Linked DNA regions of Homo sapiens: region 2 is linked to region 1. The links are chromatin loops, found by intact Hi-C in ENCODE. Cell type or tissue: HepG2. All regions are shown on one strand. Links, peaks and the distances in the headings refer to the core of each region. The heading gives the core; the rest is flanking DNA.

What was found. A loop is a pair of places that touch in the nucleus more often than their neighbours do. Peaks named below come from ENCODE experiments on the same cell type or tissue, not always from the same donor. Only the 100,000 strongest peaks of a DNase experiment are listed, where the experiment ranks them.
Region 2: it touches region 1 in a loop (5-fold over the local background); 4 of 110 quality-filtered maps call a loop at or near these places.

Annotation. Positions count from the first base shown.
Region 1 is chr6:127,463,407-127,466,331 of GRCh38, forward strand. The region is part of intron 7 of SOGA3-KIAA0408 (SOGA3-KIAA0408 readthrough); the gene reads right to left. It overlaps LOC124901399 (a long non-coding RNA gene), which reads left to right and starts at 188. Exons shown (of 2, transcript XR_007059750.1): 1 at 188-303; 2 at 690-1,128. RefSeq lists a silencer at 1,538-1,832. In HepG2, for the core only: a CTCF peak has its summit at 1,655 (motif pointing right); a DNase peak (open chromatin) is centred at 1,665.
Region 2 is chr6:128,729,812-128,732,736 of GRCh38, forward strand. No RefSeq gene overlaps it. Among named protein-coding and RNA genes, the nearest start is that of LAMA2, 150 kb to the right of the region's middle. In HepG2, for the core only: a CTCF peak has its summit at 1,525 (motif pointing left); a DNase peak (open chromatin) is centred at 1,540.

The DNA of each region.
Region 1 (2,925 bases), core at 204-2,703:
TTCCATTGCTTATTCTTTTACCCTTTAAACATATTTAACAATAAAAGGGGTACTGTGTTTCTATTTTCATTGGAAAGAAGATAGAAAAGATTGAAAAAGAGAACAACTTTTAAAAAAACTAAACTTGTTCTTTTTTGTTTGTTTTAGTTTAGTTTTGTTTTTGAGATGGTCTTGTTCTGTTACCCAGGCTGGAGTGCAGTGGTGTGATCATGGCTCACTACAACCTCAACCTCTGGGGCTCAAGCAGTCTTCCAGCCTCAGACTCCTGAGTAGGGGACCACAGGCACTTGCCACCATGCCCAGGTAATTTTTTAATTTTATTTATTTTTTTTTTTTGAGATAAGGTCTTGCTATGTTGCTCAGGCTGGTTTTGAACTTCTGAGCTCAAATGATCCTCCCTCCTTTGCCTCCCAAAGTGCTGAGATTATAGGCCTGAAACACTGTGCCCCGCCTAAACTCATTCTTCTGCATGTTAAAGTTCAAAGGCTACTATAAAGGACGTATTTTAAGAAATCCTTCCTTCTTGAATAATGTCTGCCCCTTGCAATTTTCAAAGTACTTTAAGATCATGAGATCTCAGTTGTTTAGCAGAACTCTTAAATCTTAAATTATCTTCAATTCCTAAGGTCTTGGGTACTTCAATTAACATTCCATTTAACAAATATTTGTGAATACCAATTCTGTGCCAGGTTAGACCAAGAGGACTCAAAGAAGAGGAAGAAATCCTTGTCTTCAACAGGTCTGGTCAGCTCTGAAGATTCCCTGAAATGTGACATGTAGCGTGACTGTTTGCATTCTGAGTAGCCCACTACACTGGTATAAATTCACAAATTTGGAGAGTCTCTCCTAGGAGTACCCACAGCATTCCACCAAGGAGATCACGGTTTAGTGTTACTCTCACTCAGTCCTAGCTGCATACTATAATCACACAGAGAATGAAAAAGAAAAATAGTAATGCTGGAACTCTCCCCAGACTTCTGACTCAGACCATCCAGTGGTGAGGTCCTGGCTTCAGACTTTTGATAAAGTTCCACAGCTGATTCTGTCAAATTTGGTCCTGTGTTATTTGAGTTCTAGAATGGCAATTTCAACTGTGTGTTAATAAATATAATTTTGATCCTCCTAAAATACTGTTTTGGAGTATAAAATTATGAGGATCACACACAGAATATTTACTATCCATGTACATGTTTGGATTATTACTTGCCAGCTAATGTAATATTTTTCCAGTGGGGGATGTTTATCCTTAGAATCATGGGAAACTGGCTGTCTCTTCTATTCTGAAGGCTGAGGACACGTCAACAGGTTTTTTAGCCAAGCACATCCGTCATGGGGCTTATGCGCAGGCATTTCCAGATGACAGAAATATTCAAAAGACACGTTTGAATGATCTGTTCTTTTTAGGTAGTGGTCCAAATTCTGAACCAAACAGTAACATATTTGAGAAATGTGGGCTATTTTAAAACTAGAAACAGACCTTGCTCACATTTTTCAAACTTGTTTTTAGCATCTCATTGTATTATTTACAGATTCTTGACTTGGAGGATACTGATAATGATGACAATAAAATCAAAAATAATAAAAAGGACTGTTTGAGGGCTACCTTTTCTTTAGTGACCAGCAGAGTCCTGGGAATGCTTGTCCACCACAAGAGGGCCACCCTGAGCCACTTACTTCTCTCTGCTAGGATGTTTCAGCAGTAAAGCATGGCTCAGGCTTGGTGAGTGCAATTTGAAGGACACAGGAACTAATCCATATTGCCCCAGGGAGTAACTAATCCACCTATATCTTCTACGAGAAATGTTAGATTTATCACTACCGGGTGGCAGCATTCTATTTCCAATAATTGCCTAGTAAAATACCACTGGTAGAGGAAATAACTATTGGCTACTCACCACTTCGGCACAGAAAAGAAGAGGTAGCACATACTAAGGACTAGAAGGAACAGATCAATATGGGTAGGCTTTGATTAGAGGTCAGGAAAGCCATCTGTTTCATTCACAGGGCATGGAGTGGGGAAACAGGTGGAAGATCTGAATGGGGAACTGCATAGGTGGGTGTTAGATTTTGAGCCCCTGGAGTTCAGGTCAAAAGGAATATGGCATCATGATATGAGAGGGATACAGTAAAGGATCTGGAGGTAAAGTTACAGAACGGGAGGCCTAAAGTCACACTTCAGTGTAGCTCCTAGGCCCACTCTGCAGAATCAGCCAGACCCATTTTCAGGGTCTTCTGCAGAACCATGCAGACCCATTTTCCATGGCCAAGGTCCCTCAGTAAGTCCATATTAGCCTATAAGCACAATACCTTGATGGGTAATTTGCCCATGAACATCTCAAAAATTCATAAAGGAAAAGGGGTTAGGAAGAGAGAGTTACAAAATGGTGGTATCATGTAGGGCAAAAGCTATTTCAAGTGCAGGAAGGAAACAGTAGGTATTTAGTACATCCTCAAAAGCAGCTGTGTCTGACCCTTCCACTGTATTCTGATGTTGTTGACGCTATCAATATATATTGCAAAATAAGATTTCTGCAACCTTATTCTTTTTTTTTTTTTTTGAGACAGAGTTTCACTCTTGTCACCCAGGCTGGAGTGCGATGTCACGATCTCAGCTCACTGCAACCTCTGCCTCCCGGGTTCAAGCAATTCTCTTGCTTCAGCCTCCCAAATAGCTGGGATTACAGGCACCCGCCACCAGGCCCAGCTGATTTCTGTATTTTTAGTAGAGACGGGGTTTTGCCATGTTGGCCAGGCTGGTCTCGAACTCCTGACCTCAGGTGATCCACTCAACTCGGCGTCTCAAAGTGCTGGGATTACAGACGTGAGCCACCGTGCCCAGCCAACCTCACTCTTTCTTTATCCAACTCTTTTTAATCCACACTACTATTTTGAATCCAGTCACTTTCTACAAATATCAGGTATCTT
Region 2 (2,925 bases), core at 167-2,666, 1.3 Mb after region 1:
CCATAAAAGAAAAATAGATGCATTTACCATACAAATGAGAAATGTTATTTCAAAAAACAATGTAAACCCATGTGAAATCCAAGTGACAAACTCAAAACATGTTTTCACATCTATGTCAGAGCTGGTGAATTCTTATTTTTCACACTTGATGCTTTTGCTCGCCCACTAATATTTCTCCGATTTGAGCTAGCTTCCCGGGACTTCTCATCCTCAGAAGAGTTGCTCCTTGCCCACTTTGTCAGTGTGATTGTCTCAGTGCTTTCAGTCTCTGTGAGTAAAATAATCAAAATGAAAATATAAAAATACGTATTTTTTCTAGTCTTTGAGCAGCAAAGATCTTTCTTACCATGAAAAATTCACAGGAGCCATAAGGAAAGAGTCAGATTTGGCCGCGTAGACATTTAAACAAAATTCGTAATAGACAATGAGATGAGACAAATGTTTGTAGTATTTACTGACATAATACAAATATTTTTGAAAAATTGGAATAATTCAATGAAAATGAGAAAAAGACAGTATATAAACAATTGTTAGGATATACTAATGGTAGAAAATATACAAAAGCTAAACTTCACAATAAGTAGATGCTAAGAAAAATGAGATACCCTCTTATTTGCTCTTTAGACTAGTGACGATCAGAAGATCTGATAACCACCAGTATGACAAGTTTGAAATGAACCAGCAATTTTTAATACACTGTTGATAGGAGGCTAAATTGGTGCAAAATTTCTGGAGGATTAGGCAATATAGTTTCATTCATTCATTCACTCAAAAATATTCTGTGTCTGCAATGTGCCAAGTATTATACTATTCTAGGCACTGGAGTTAAAACACGGAACATGATTGACAAAAGTCTCTGGCCTCATGGGATTTCATTGTATTAAAACTTAGTGTGCAAACCCTTTGACCCAATAATAGCACTTCTAGAAATTTATCTTACAGAATAGCTTGCAAAAGTGCACGGAGGTTTAGGTAAAATGATATTCATTGTAGCACTGTTAATCGTGTGAAAAATTAGGAACAAGCTAAAGTTCATCAATACAGGACTGATTGAATAAATTATGGTACTCATTGTGTAAAAAAGTTTCTGCAGCTATTAAAAATAGCTTAGGTAGATTTAGGTATATGGGTTTAGGCATAAAAATATTTACCTCTATAGACATATTACACTAAAGAAAATCTGGCAAAAAATCTGACCACAAATAGTTTCCTCTAGAGGTAAAATTATGGCAGACTTTCATTTCTTTGTGCATTTTAGAGTGGTATAATCCTGTTTTCCAAAGGCCTTGTGTTGTTTGTACAATTAAAATTTTAAAAATTACAATCTTATTTCTATTAATAAAAAATGCAAATTAAAACAACATAAGATATCATTGTTGTCTCTCAAATTGGTTTAAAAAAGAAGAAAAAAAATAACAGTGTTGGCAAAGATGTAGAGAAATAGACATCAATATATGGATGTTTTATTGACACCAGTTTTCTAGAGGACAGTAATTTAGCAGGGGCTAGCTCATGGCATTAGGCAATACTGCTCCCTAGAGGTCACTATCATTCTCTGGTCACACAAACTTTCAGACATCCCAGGGACTTAAAAATAGATGCCCAGCTAGGATTCTAGGCTTAAAGGTCTATGCATGGGGATGTTGCTTGACCATCCAGTAAACCAGCAAGCGGTTCATCTTCAATCCTGCCTTTGTCAACTGAGAAAGAAGTCAGTGAAATGAAAGGAGAGATGTGTTTCATCAGAGACCCAATGCTTGTGAAAGAGCAAGGTCTTGGAAAAGGAAGAGGTTTCTTAATGGCTAACAAATGAAAGAAAGCACCAGTATTCAGAGTTCCAGAAGAAGGCAGGGCCTGGTTCTGTGGGAAAGAGCAGGAAGACTGCAAGATCAGGGTATAATTCAGCAGGGGGACTACAGAACTGTTCATATCTCCCCGTACTCCTCTAGCCCAGTACTTACATGAGAAACAGTTAGGAGAGTAACACTAGAAAACAGCAAACTCCTACATTTGTATTATCACACTGCAGTACACTCATTTGGATTTACCAGCAGGGAGGCCAGTGATAAAGATACACATACCAAGGCCAAAAAGCATATCTGTCCACCTAACAATTTCACTGCTGGGAATTTGTCCTAAGGAAAAATACTTGGCATGACCACAGGTTTATGCACAAGAATGGTTATTGCAAATAGCAGAAATAATCTAAAGTCCAATCATAAGGGATTACTGAAATATATTTATACCATTATCATGTGATTGCATGCAAGGGAGCCTTAAAAATAATCTTGAACAATACTTATTGTCAAGGGAAAATGTTACAACATTTTAAGTAAAAAAAAAGAGACTGCAAAACATGTATCTCCAATGTTGTAAGAATCTAAAATAGAGGAATATATTCATATGATTAAGAGTATATGTACCAGAATGTTAACAGTGGTTATTCTGGATAGATGGGATTTATTTTTATGAGTGATATTTTCTTCTTTATTCTGTTGTTCACTTCTAAAAAAAAATTTATTTTTGAGAAGACTTGCTCTGTCACCCAGGATGGAGTGCGGTGGCAGGATCTCAGGTCACTACAACCTCTCCCTCCTCAGTTCAAGCGTTTCTCCTGACTCAGGCTCCTGAGTAGCTGGGATTACTGGCACCCACCACCACACTGGCTAATTTTTGTATTTTTAGTAGAGACGGGATTTCACCATGTTGGCCAGGCTTGTCTCGAACTTCTGACCTCAGGTGATCCACCCACCTCAGCCTCCCAAAGTGCTGGGATTACAGACGTGAGCCACTGCACCCGGCCCACTTCTAAAAATGTTTAATAAACATATATTCCTTTTATAGTTAGAAAATATTTAATCCAGAGAAGTATCCCTGCTTGAATTTTAGGTATAATTCAGATTCTTCCTCTTATGTAATTGTTCT